Regions from separate parts of the Homo sapiens genome. Here all the other regions are linked to region 2. The links are chromatin contacts, found by Hi-C or POLR2A ChIA-PET in ENCODE. All regions are on one chromosome and are shown on one strand. Each heading gives the region's core, a stretch centred on a gene start or an enhancer-like site at or near the end of the contact. The rest is flanking DNA. Distances are from core to core; before and after follow the strand shown.

Region 1 (4,594 bases), core at 1,434-3,933, 95 kb after region 2:
TAAATCTGATTCAACTGTTTGGTTCAAGAATAAAGATTTACAGTTTTTCAACATTCTTGTAGGAGGTATACAAGCAAAAATGTATACAAATTACTGCTCAACTTTACCTCTTCACTCAATGTTTTTTTCTTTACCTGATCTGGTCTACAGTTTTCCATATCTCCTCCTATTTGTGCATTAATAAAACATGCCCTTCCTTACCCTAATACCCTGATCAATCAGGGATATTAGCCTACAATTATACCAATTACTTATTATCAGTCTACAAACAAGCTCAAGTTCCCCCACTTCCTCTGCCACACACACACACACACACACACACACACACACACAGAGTTTATTTTTTAATAAATGTTTTATTTTAGAATAACTTTAGATTTACAAAAAAGTTGCAAAGGATTATACCCCCACCCAGCCAGTTTCCTGTTTATATCTTACACTACCATTGACCACTTGCCAAAACTGAGAAATCAACATTGGTCTATTACTATGAAATAAACTTTAGACTTTGTTTTGATTTTACCACTTTTTCCATCAATGACATCTTTCTGGTCCAAGATGCAACCCGAGGTATCCTAAAACTGCATTATTTCTCAGTTTTTCCTTGTTTTTCGTGACAGTTTTGAGAAGTTTAGGCTGGCTATCCCGTAGAATGTTCCTCTATCTGGTTTTGGCTGTTTTCCCTTCAAAGGAGGGAGAGAATGAAGCAGACACAGGAAAAGGGGTGGTAATAGCTATACATATTTGAAATTCTTCTCTAAGAAAGATTTGCCTCTTCTCCATTTATTTACTCATTCAATTATTTATTTATATGAGCATGCTCTCACAGGTATTTCCTTTGAACTTTGTATCATAAGCCACTACATGATTGATTTTGTTATCAAATTGTTCCAGCCTTGGCCACTGGGAGCCCCTTCAGGTTGGCTCCTTGCCCCTTTGACATGCCCCATCCTTTTGTGTTTCGAGCACCCTTTCCTTTCTGTTACTACAGGATGCTCCAGGCTCATCATCTATTTTCTCTACCCTAGTCCCAGCACAAGGCATTTCTCCCAATACATTGGTTTCTTCTCTGTAAACGCTACCACCCAGTCTCCTTCTGCCATCACTGCCAAGCTTCTTACACCAAGAGAAGTCGGCTTCCTTTATGATGCCAGTGACCACCTCCCATGAAAGGCTCTCTGCAGACTTCAAGCAACTCAATCTTATTTTACAATTCTTTCTGCTCACACATCCAGGATCCAGGATAGAGTTCTAACAAACCTTACTTGTCTCTTCTCAATCTAAATGCTGTCTTGTACAATATCATCAGTAACTCTCTAAATGTGTAACTCCAACCTAAACTTCTCTCTGTAACTCCAAGACTATTTGTTCTAGATGCCCCAAAACACTTTCCTGGGCATGAAAAGGCACTTGGGAGGTTGTCCAAAATAGAACATTTTCTCATTGTGTCTACACAATAAGATCCTCCCCATCTGGATGCAGTTACAACAGATGCTGAGAGATATCTATCAATGAGACTTAGCTGCCTCTAGGGTCTGTAAGGGGTGGTTTCTCCATACAGGAAGAAGATAGTATCTCCTTCACAAAAAAAGGAATTAAAAAAGACTAGGGGAAAAGTGTGTTTAGTTAGTTCCTTCCTTGGGAATAAAAGCAGAAGGCAGAATTCAAAGAGAGCTTCCTATAAGCAGATCAGGAGGGACTTGGCTAACACAAAACTAAAACATTCCATATTTTACCGTGTGTTTTTTAACTGTGAAGATCAGCAATAAACCCCTTAAAATAAGATCAGCCACATTAATAATTTGTTGAATAGCAAACACCAGTGAGTGCGAAGGAGTAGTGATGCCTTTCAAAAGGAAAGGGAAACAGGGAAGAGAAAGAGACAGCCTGAGAAATGGTCCCAAGGCCAGACCAGGCCAGAATTCATCTGAATGGCCCCAATTCCAACCCACTCCATTCCTCCTGGCCCCTAATTTATGAGCCAATCACCAATCATCCAAACTAGAGATCCTTTTCCTGGCTTGTTCTCCACACATATTGCTACCAAAATCCCAGAGATTTCTTGAGATACTGAAAGTAGAGGGATGGGAGTGGGAAGAGCTCACTTTAGATACTTCTCTTTATTTCTGAATTTATAACACTGATCTCTAATTCCTCCCATCACCACTACCACCCCCTCCACTGAATAAGCTTTCACCCTCTTGTTTTACAAAAAATACTTAATGACAAGGAAGACATTCATAGTATCAGAGTTTTTTGATTAATAAAAAAGCAGGTACAAAATACAATAATTTTTAAAAGGAAAAAAAAACAGGTACAATACAGTATGTTTGTTAGTATCCCACTTCATCAAAATTGAATGAAATGTGTATTCAAAAGATTGATGGGGCCTCTGTAGCAAAATGCTAGCAGTAGGTATCTCTGAATGGAACAGTCAGATGACGTTATTTTCTTCTGGGTATTTAAAAATTGTCTAAACGTTATAAAATGAACACACACCTGTTTTTGTAGTCACAAAACTGAATCACAATTATTCTAAAAACAAAACAACTATAATCAAGTCTTAGTTCCAGGAAGGAGGTAAGGGTCATCTAATCCACTTCTCCATGCAAGAATGCTCTTTCTTCTAGCGAGACTAGCTTGTTTGCATGTCTCCAGGGACATCTGTTGTCATTACAAGGCAGCCCCTTCCACAGCAGGCCAATGATGAGGATTAGAAACTTCTATCTCTCATGAAGCTAAAATAGAGCCCTGTTCCATTGGTTCTACTTCTGCCCTCTTGATACTAAAGCTGTCCACGCAGTTTTCTTGTTTTTTTTTTTTTTTTTTTTTTTTTTTTTGAGACGGAGTTTCGCTCTTATTGCCTAGGCCAGAGTGCAATGGCACAATCTCAGCTGACTGCAACCTCCGCCTGCTGGGTTCAAGCGATTCTCCTGCCTTAGCCTCCCAAGTAGCTGTGATTACAGGCATGTGCCACCACACCTGGCAAATTTTTTGTATTTTTAGTAGAGACGAGGTTTCTCCATGTTGGCCAGGCTGGTCTGGAGTCCTTGACCTCAGCCTCGGCCTCCCAAAGTGCTGGGATTACAGGCGTGAGCCACCATGCCCAGCCTCACTCAGCTTCTTAGGCCTGTTTTTTTCTATCCTTTTCTCTTAAGTATGCATTTTTTTTTTTTTGAGATGGAGTCTCGATCTGTTGCCCAGGCTGAAGCGCAGTGGCACAATCTTGGCTCACTGCAAGCTCTGCCCCCAAGGTTCACACCATTTTCCTGCCTCAGCCTCCCAAGTAGCTGGGACTACAGGCGCCCGTCACCACACTCGGCTAATTTTTTGTATTTTTAGTAGAGATGGGGTTTCACCGTGTTGGCCAGGATGGTCTCGATCTCCTGACCTTGTGATCCACCTGCCTCGGCCTCCCAAAGTGCTGGGATTACAGGCATGAGCCACTGCGCCCAGCCCAAGTATGCATTTTTAAATATTTAGAATGCATGTGCCTTAATCCATTTCCTGCTGCCTATAGCAGAATACCTGAAACTGGGTAATTTATTTTAAAAAGGAATTTATTCCTTACAGTTATGGAGGCTGGGAAGTCCACAGTTAAGGGGCCACACCTGGTGAAAGCCTTCTTGCTGGTGGGGACTCTAGAGTCCCAAAGTGACATGGTGAGGGAGCTGAGCATGCAAACATGCTACTGCAGGTCTCTTCCTCTTATAAAGCCACCAGTTCAGGCCAAGCGTGGTGGCTCATGCCTGTAATCCCAGCACTTTGGGGGGCCAAGGCGGGCGGATCACCTGACCTCAGGAGTTCGAGACAAGCCTGGCCAACATGGTGAAACCCCGTCTCTACCAAAAATACAAAAATTAGCCAGACATGGTGGTGGGCACCTGTAATCCCAGCTACTTGAGAGGCTGAGGCAGGAGAATCACTTGAACCCGGGAGGCAGAGGTTGCAGTGAGCTGAGATCGTGCCACTGCACTCCAGCCTGGGCAACAGAGCAAGACTCCCTCTCAAAAAAATAAAATTAAATTAAATTAAAAGCCACCAGTTCTCCTCCCATGGTAACCCATAAACTCGTTAATCTTGAATGCATTCATTCATGAGGGCAGATCCTTCACGATCCAATCACCTCTTAAAGGCTCCACCTTTTAATACTGCCACATCGGGTTTAAGTTTCAACATAAATATTTGTGGGTTTTTTTGTTTGTTTGTTTGTTTTAATTGATCATTCTTGGGTGTTTCTCACAGAGGGGGATTTGGCAGGGTCACAGGACAATAGTGGAGGGAAGGTCAGCAGATAAACAAGTGAACAAAGGTCTCTGGTTTTCCTAGGCAGAGGACCCTGCGGCCTTCCGCAGTGTTTGTGTCCCTGGGTACTTGAGATTAGGGAGTGGTGATGACTCTTAACGAGCATGCTGCCTTCAAGCATCTGTTTAACAAAGCACATCTTGCACCGCCCTTAATCCATTCAACCCTGAGTGGATACAGCACATGTTTCAGAGAGCACAGGGTTGGGGGTAAGGTCACAGATCAACAGGATCCCAAGGCAGAAGAATTTTTCTTAGTACAGAACAAAATGAAAAGTCTCCCATGTCTA
Region 2 (4,109 bases), core at 777-3,276:
TCCTTGCTGAGAATTTGAGTGAGTTTTTGAAGATGTATCATATTGTTCTGTGGGGGAGAGAAACATCAAAGCAGCACAATGACACATATTTACAAGATCCTTAGTTGTGAGTTCTTTTATGTCGGTCCCCAGTTTTTACCTAAACACACTGCACTTGGTACAATCTTAGCATTATAAGATGACATTTATGTTACTTCTAGAGAGAATGCTTGGTTCAGAATCAAAAACCTCTCAATAGGCCAAAAACACTGAAAATCATTGCTTGCAGCATACCCTACCTATGACGCCAGGAACTTACCTACCTGTTGGAAGACCTCCCTGTCCTTGACAGGGGTGGAGGCCCACATGGAAGCACTCTGCCAGGGCTATGCTCCCAGCGCCCTGGGTCCCATGTGACTTTACAAAGATATTAGTGATTTGTTATCACTCTCTTTAGACAGCTCTGTCCTAGGTGCTCTCCATCCCACCTGTCCCTTCATTATTCAACTCCCCACCTGCAATTCATTCATTCAGCAGCTATTTATAGACTACCTCATAGATACCAACATGTTTAAGGCATTTGGCCCTGTCCTCAGAGAGCTCACTGTTGACTGAGGGACATGAAACGGGTCCATAAATATCTATAATCCAAGGCACTGTGAGATTAAGTACACAAGTCAATACATAAATTAACTGCCCTGGGAAATCACAGAATGGTTGCTCTCTTGGTAATACCAAAGGCAGCAAATTAAAGAAAGAACAAAATGAATTGTATCACAAAGGACAGCCAAGATTCTGGCAGAGTGATGCTGGCAAGAGAGAGAGGACAGTGGGAACAAACAAGAAGAAGAGGGTCTGAGTTTGGAAAGGGCAGGGCTGAGGTGCAGAATCTGTGCTGGACAGCACTGAAACAGGCGGAAGCAGATTTCAGAGGGCTCTGAAGGCCAGGATGGGAAGTTATGACTGTATTTGCTGGGCTATGAGACACATCAATGATCTAAACAGGAACATGACACAGTGATTCCTCAGAAGGATTACTCTGGTAGTGCTACCTGGCATAACTTAGAAGGGAGCAGGAAATGTTACGTGTGGAGGCAGCTGCATTTGTCTAGACATGAGGTAATAGGGACCTGAAACAGAATTGGAAGTGAAAAAGAAACATGGGTACCTTTTAGGCAGGGCTGAATGACATTTCCCACAAATGTCATGTGGAGACCCTTGCATATTTGCAATTAGTCACTTTGCCCTCATGGTGGCAGCAGCTCTTATATGATATTTTCAAATGGCCTCCCCTCTGTCTAGAAAGCTAGGACCAAGACTCCAAACGAGAGGGGCAGAGGCCCCTCCTCTTCAGACCATTCACAGGGACTCCACACGATCATCTTGCCTGGGTTCTAAATTCCACAGGGTCTGGGTTTTGCAATTGTGGACATATAACACTAGGGCATCCAAGTAAAATCCCCCTACCTCCCCTCTCCAGAGACTCTAAAACCTATGTACCAGTACCATAAGATCAAGTGTTGAAGAAATCAGAGTTGACTTGCTGGGCATACTTTAAGAAATGTTTGTCTTCTCTTCACTGAAAGCTATATCCATCCATACCCCACCATCCTCTTCATCCTACATGCAACAAACTAGATCCCTCTTTTTCAGGTCACATTCTCACAAAGATAAATAAGGCTGCCGGAATAGCAGAATAAAGTGACAGCAGCATAAAAGATGTGGGGGTAAGCAGCTGGTGAGCCAGGACCTCCAGGAGACCCACCAATGTTGGACAATTTCTCATCAGAGTAACAAGGAATTGACCCACATTACTGCATAGGGCAAGAGGATGATCCATCCCTGGCCAAGAAAGTGCTTATCAGTTCATCTTCAACTATATTTTGCTAAAAGGGGAAATCAAATGGTTTAATGGACTAAAGGTTCTTTCTAAACCATGAGTTAGCAATAAAACAAACCATGAGCAACCCCGTGAAAGACATGCCACCTGCATGACCAGCAACCCAAGCAGACCGAAGGTGGGGGCAGAGTGGTGCATAGCAACCCCACCCACGGCTGAGCTGGTGTTCTGCCTTCAGACCTGTGCACACTCCACTGGTCTGGGCTAGCTGCCAAGATGTGGAGAAAAAAGATTTCCCAATCTTCCCAAGCAGCCATCCATTTCAGTTAATTTTACCTAGCTACTCATACAATACTGTAGCAATATAGTCGGGTTTATTTATCTGCATTTTGGGGAAATTTTAGTTATGACTTCTTTGCAAGATCTTATTCAGTATCTCTACAGCAGGGAACAGCAAATTTTATCTACAGAGGCCAGACAATAAATATTTTAGGTTTTTTGTGCTATACTTTGTAGAATACTAGATAAATGGGTGCAGCTATGTCCCAATAAAACTTTATTTACAAAAACTAGCTGCAGGGCAGATTTAACCCTCAGGCTGAAAAAGAATTACATGGCAAACAAATATAGTGGGGCTAGACAAACTGTATGTCATATTCCTTATAAAAATTTCTTAGTTTTGTTTTTTAAAACACAAGAATGACACACTCCAATCTACTGTTGTATACAATTCCTAGCTGTGAGAGTCACATTTGGTACAGCTACTATGTGTCAGTAATACCACACTGCATTTGTTTAGTATTTCACTAAAACATCTTTATTAACTCTTTGCAACAATCTTATTTTGGTTTTTGTTTGTTTGAGACAGGATCTGTGCTGTCTCCCAGGCTGGAGTGCAGTGCCACAATCTTGGCTCACTGCAACCTCTACTTCCTAGGCTCAAGTGATCCTCCCACCTCAGCCTCCCAAGTAGCTGGGACCACAGGCACATGACTCCAAGCCCAGCTAATTTTTCTAATTTTGTAGAGACAGGGTTTCACCATGTTGCCCAGGCTGGTCTTCAACTCCTAGGCTCAAGCGATCCAACTGCCTTGGACTCCCAAAGTGCTGGGATTACAGGCATGAGCCACTGCGCCTGGTCAACAATTTTAAATCCCACATAAAGAATAGTTTTATATTTGTTCTCCTTTCCTATTCTTTCAACATAGGAAGGCCTCATCTCTGCTGGGGCATTTTTTACTAATGTTTTTACGTTAAACAGTAAAAGCTATGCTTTGTTCTCCAATCCAATAAGCAGTTTCAAATTTACTTACTTTGGTTTTGGGTTACAGAACTGACATGCTGAGAGTCCTAGAAAGAAAATAAAAATATCTAATTATTAAAAGATTAAGGCTTATAAAGTTAAAGAGAAAACCGTTGAGCTTTTAGTATTAAAAGGATAGTCTTATGAAACTTTCAAATATCTAGAAAAATGGAAACAGTGTAGAGAATACCCATACTACCCATCACAGATTCTATAATTATTTCATTATGACTTGCAGCTATCCATCTATTCAAACTTTTTTCATGCATAAGTTGAAAATATTGATTAACCTAATTTTAGCTTTCATTGCTTCTCTTCTTTCCTAGAGTTTATTTTTCCTTTGTTGTTGCACAAAGATATTTTTACAGAGCTTAGTGCTTTAATTTAAAACAAGCAATAATGAGTCACTGTTTTTTTTGTTTTGTTTTTTGTTTTTGAGACGGAGTCTCGCTTTGTTACCCCAGGCTGGAGTGCAGTGGTGCAATCTCGGCTCACTGCAACCTCTGCCTCCCAGGTTCAAGCGATTCTTCTGCCTCAGCCTCTCCAGTAGCTGGGACTACAGGTGCCCGCCACCACACCCAGCTAATTTTTGTATTTTTAGTAGAGACGGTGTTTCACCATGTTGGCCAGGATGGTCTTGATCTCCTGACCTCGTGATCCACCCGCCTCAGCCTCCCAAAGTCCTGGGATTACAAGCATAAGCCACCATGCCCGGTCCATGAGTTACATTTTAAAAATTATTAGAAAATAAGTAAATATATAAAGTAGCAAATTTGAGTTTTTGTAGATAGAACCTTTTTTTTTTTTTTTTTTTTTTTGGTGGTAGAGAGACGGGGTCTCACCGTTGTCTAGGCTGGAGTGTAGTGGCTTAATTACAGCTCACTGCAGCCTCAACCTCCTGGGCTCAAGTGATTCTCCCACCTCAGCCTCCCAAGTAGCTGGGACTACAGGTGCATGCCACCACACCTGGCTAGTTTTTGTATTTTT
Region 3 (4,355 bases), core at 1,478-3,977, 120 kb after region 2:
GGAGGCAGAGGTTGCAGTGAGCTGAGGCCACGTCACTGCACTCCAGCCTGGGCAACAGAGTGAGACTCTGTCTCAAAAGAGTTAGATTCCTAGGGAGATAGATTTCTAGAAGTGAGCCTGGCTGACCAAAGGGTAAATGCAAATGTTATTTTGCTACATATTGTCAAATTCTCCTAATACAGTCATAGTATTTTGCGTTCCCACCAGCTATGTATGTAAGCACAGTATCTTCCCCCTACAACCTTTTCAATAAGACATGTTGTCAAACTTTATTTTTTGCCACTCCGATAGACAAGATATGATAGCTAAATGTAGTTTTCATTTGCATCTCTCTTTTTATGCATGACTGAGTATCTTTTCATATTAAAGGAGCATTTAAAAGTGTAGCTGTTCTGACAGGTTTGATATTTTAAAATAAGAACTTTCAAATAAAATTTTCACAAAGATAAAAAGGACTATTGAAATCCTCCTTAAAAATCTGAGTAATTTAAAAACTCTCCCACCCCCACATAGGTTTTATTCGTATCAGTTCATCTAATCAACACCTATTTATTGAGGATTTTGCTACAGCAGGAGCTTCCCAGTGTGTTAAGAGAAGCAGGGGCAGGCTGGGCAGTGGCTCATCCCTGTAATCCCAGCACTTTGGGAGGCCGAGGCGGGAGGATCACCTGAGGTCAAGGAGTTCGAGACCAGCCTGGTGAACATGGCAAAACCCCGTCTCTACTAAAATTACAAAATTCAGCCGGGCTTCGTGGCACATGCCTGTAATCCCAGCTACTCGGGAGGCTGAGGCAGGAGAATGACTTGAACTCAAGAGGCGGAGGTTGCAGTGAGTCGAGATCACGCCACTGCACTCCAGCCTGGGCGACAGAGCAAGATTCTGTCTCAAAAAAATAAAAAGAGAGGCAGAGGCAAAGGAGACGGTATTCAGTGATTCCAGTGGTTTGAAGACCACTGGAGTTGAGAGTACATGAGGCAAACTTTCAATGGGGAACACTTCATTGGACCACTAGAGGAATAGTTTTCTGGGCTTTAGAGACAGTCTGAGCAAAGAGTTATACCTGGTCAAAACAGAACAAGCCTGTTTTCTATTTAAAAAGGGAAGTGGGAGATAAGGTGAGCTACAAGTGCTAGAAAATTATGGTGGGAAAAGCAGAGACAGACTAACCAAATGTTTAGAAATACTGCTGTAATAAAACCTTGTAACTAGGCACCTCCAGTAAAACATAATACGCAACACTGATTACAAAGTAAATCCAAGAAAAGGTAGCAAGAGCTCATGAAGGTCTTCTGGCTACAGACAAGGATATATCCCACCTTAAGTGGAATCATTTCTACTCAGGATTAAAATCCAAGAAACAAGCAGGCTCACTATGAAACTTTATATTATATTGGTTGCACCACTGCACTCCAGCTTGGGCAACAGAGCAAGACCCTGTCTCCAAAAGAATAAAAATTTAAAAAGAAACTACACTATGAAATTTACTAGACAGATTCTATCATAATATAAAAGTGAATGTAGGCCGGGCATGGTGGCTCACACCTATAATCCCAGCACTTTGGGAGGCCGAGGTGGGTGGATCATGAAGTCAGGAGTTCAAGACCAGCCTGACCAATATGGTGAAACCCCGTCTCTACTAAAAATACAAAAATCAGCTGGGCATGGTGGCACGCGTCTGTAGTCCCAGCTCTTCGGGAGGCTGAGGCAGGAGAATCGCTTGAACCCAGGAGGTGGAGGTTGCAGTGAGCCGAGGTTGTGCCACTGCACTCCAGCCTAGCTGACAGAGCGAGACTCCATCTCAAAAAAAAAAAAAAAAAAAAAAAAGTGAATGTAATGAGAAGTAAGAGAAGTAAGCTACCATCAATGAGACATCATTTTAAAAAAATTCTAACATTCTTTGATTGAAATAATTATGCTTCTAAACAAAAGCCCAAATACAACTAAACCACATCATAGCTTATTTCTCATTAAACCTATCAGCAACCATTTACCATCTTCCTTCCACCCACGATTAAGTCAACACAACCCAGGGCAGAGTACACGTCTGACTCATCTATGTATCCCCTCACAGCACAGTGTGCAGTAGGCACTCGATAAATACTTGGTGTGTGAAACAAAGAAAACACTCTCCCATAGCAACGTGCCCAGACTCTTCTATGGGAGGACCTTTCTCCAGAATTATGTTAGGGCAACTCCCTGGTAAACCTTTCAAAGCAATTCAACAAACATTTATTGAGTGCCCAGTATGTGCCAGTGTTAGGTACTATTCTTGGCAATGGGATGTAAAGATGAGTAACACATAGTCCTTAACACCCTGAGGGGACCCAGTCTAGTATGAGAAACACAGACTATAAAATACAATAGGAAAACGCCACAGCAGAGATAAGACACCATGGGAACACAGGTGAAGGAACAGGTAATTATGCAGGGGGTGAGGGAAAAAGGTGAGGTTGGAGAATCCACAGAAATGCAATTCCAGCCCCCTCCTAACACACATGCTCACACTCCCTCTAAAACAATACAGAAGCCCCCCTTATCTGCAGTTTCACTTTCCATGGTTTCAGTTACCCACAGTCATCCAAGGTCTAAAAATATTAAATGGAAAATTCCACAAATAAGCAATTCATAAGTTTTAAATTGCACACAATTCTAAGTAGTGTGATGAAATTTCTCGCTGTCCTCTCCGTCCCACCTGGGACGTGAATCATCCCTTTGTCCAGTATATCTACACTACAGATACTACTCACCTGTAAGTCACTCAGTAGCTGTTTCAGTTATGAGATTGAAAATACATACTATATAGTGTATAGGGTGCAGTACTATCTGTGACTTCAGGACTCACTGGGGGTCTTAGAATGTATCTGTCTCATATGGGGGGACTACTTACTGTATTTGAAAAACAGAAACATGATCAAGTTATTCCACTGCAAATAGGCCTTCATGGATTTCCAACAGGTCAAAGATTATTTCCATGCAATAAAATGCCCACAGGCACCATCACCTGCATTTATTGGGCACTTGCTGTGTGCCAGACATTGTTCCAAGAATTTCCTAAGTATTAAGTTACTTAATCACTACAATAACCTGACAAGGTAGGTGCTATCATCATTTCAGTGTTACAGATGAGGAAACTGAGGCACAAAGAGTTACAAACCTTGCCCTAGACATCAGGTATGGGCATGTGAGACACCGAGGTAGGCACCCAGTTCTGGCTCCAGAGCCCATTTCTTTTTCTTAACTTTTACTTTAGGTTCAGGGGTACACATGCAAGTTTGTTATACAGGTAAATTGCATGTTGTGGGAGCTTGGTGCACAGATTATTTCGTCACCCAGGTAATAAGCATAGTACATGTTAGGTCATTTTTCAATCCTCCCCCTCCATCCTCTGGTAGGGCCCTGGGGTCTGTTGTTCCCTTCTTTCTGTCCATATGTACTTGATATTTAGCTTCCGCTTGTGAGAACATGTGGTATTCGGTTTTCTGTTTCTGAGTTAGTTTGCTTAGGATAATGACCTCCAGCTCCATGCACATTGATGCAAAGGACATGATCTCATTCTTTTTCATGGGTGCGTGATATGACATGGTGTATATGTACCACATTTTCTTTATCTAGTCTACCACTGGCACCTAGGTTGATTCCATGGTTGATTCCATAATGCGGAGCGCCTTTCTACACCACCCACCTCTCTGCCTCCTTACCTGCCTCTGGGCTCCTTGCAATGCAAAATGCCAGTAATAATACCAGAATGTGAGTATAGATGTGTTAAATACTGTGAACACAACCCAAATTGTTTTAAACCTCTGTGCTTCTGCATGGAAAGCCCTACAGCCAACCCTCCCCACATCCTTCCACTGCAGGGCAATAAAAACTCTGTGTGCCCCTCCCACTACAGAAGTTCCCTTCCTTGTTACATCCCTCCATCATTGAACTTAACACACTGTATTATAACCATTCATTTACATTTACACTTCTTCTCGTAGGCCTGCTATACTCACCCTATAATAATTATTATATGATACCGTAATTACTTGTTTAAATGTCTTTTTTAAAATGTCACCTCCTCAAAGAGGCCAATCCTGACCCTCCTCTTTATCTAAAATTGATCTTCATGCCCTCTCAAGTCACTTGTTTTCTCAGATCAAAGGGGCTTTTCCCCCTTCACAGTACTTCTCATAGGTCAATTTTAAATATTTGACTTCTGTCTCCCCCAATACAACATACACCTTATGGGGGCAAAAGAATAACTGTGTTTTATTTGTCACTGTATTTTCAACACCTAACTCTGATAAGGAGGTAGTATTAAGTGTTTATATACCTGCATCCTTGTATTAGTTCCTTGGGGGGAGAAAAAAAA

Evidence for each region. A loop is a pair of places that touch in the nucleus more often than their neighbours do. ChIA-PET counts read pairs that join two places held with the same protein, here RNA polymerase II (POLR2A). Pooled maps may share reads with other maps.
Region 1: a map of tibial artery shows a loop between it and region 2 (2.8-fold over the local background). The contact joins two enhancer-like sites. A Hi-C loop is called at or near these places in 82 of 168 maps with a recorded cell type or tissue (A673, B cell, CD14-positive monocyte and 48 more), 37 of 37 single-sample maps with no recorded cell type and 49 of 50 pooled maps. POLR2A ChIA-PET finds 5 or more read pairs at or near these places in 31 of 52 experiments (A549, AG04449, AG04450 and 25 more).
Region 3: a pooled map shows a loop between it and region 2 (2.7-fold over the local background). The contact joins two enhancer-like sites. A Hi-C loop is called at or near these places in 3 of 37 single-sample maps with no recorded cell type and 9 of 50 pooled maps. POLR2A ChIA-PET finds 5 or more read pairs at or near these places in 8 of 52 experiments (AG04449, HEK293, HepG2 and 5 more).

What each region holds. Positions count from the first base shown.
Region 1 is chr4:86,996,345-87,000,938 of GRCh38, reverse strand. All of the region lies in intron 2 of AFF1 (ALF transcription elongation factor 1), which reads right to left. Among named protein-coding and RNA genes, the nearest start is that of AFF1, 64 kb to the right of the region's middle. Within about 2 kb of position 2,683, at least 3 of the 41 ENCODE cell types and tissues checked have a DNase peak (open chromatin) inside an H3K27ac peak, as active enhancers do; they include GM12878, where a contact is called at or near this core.
Region 2 is chr4:87,090,853-87,094,961 of GRCh38, reverse strand. It overlaps AFF1 (ALF transcription elongation factor 1), which reads right to left. Exons shown (of 21, transcript NM_001166693.3): 7 at 3,133-3,169; 8 at 1-47. Among named protein-coding and RNA genes, the nearest start is that of KLHL8, 130 kb to the left of the region's middle. Within about 2 kb of position 2,026, at least 23 of the 41 ENCODE cell types and tissues checked have a DNase peak (open chromatin) inside an H3K27ac peak, as active enhancers do; they include GM12878, PC-9 and endothelial cell of umbilical vein, where a contact is called at or near this core.
Region 3 is chr4:86,975,648-86,980,002 of GRCh38, reverse strand. All of the region lies in intron 2 of AFF1 (ALF transcription elongation factor 1), which reads right to left. Among named protein-coding and RNA genes, the nearest start is that of AFF1, 43 kb to the right of the region's middle. Within about 2 kb of position 2,727, at least 9 of the 41 ENCODE cell types and tissues checked have a DNase peak (open chromatin) inside an H3K27ac peak, as active enhancers do; they include PC-9 and endothelial cell of umbilical vein, where a contact is called at or near this core.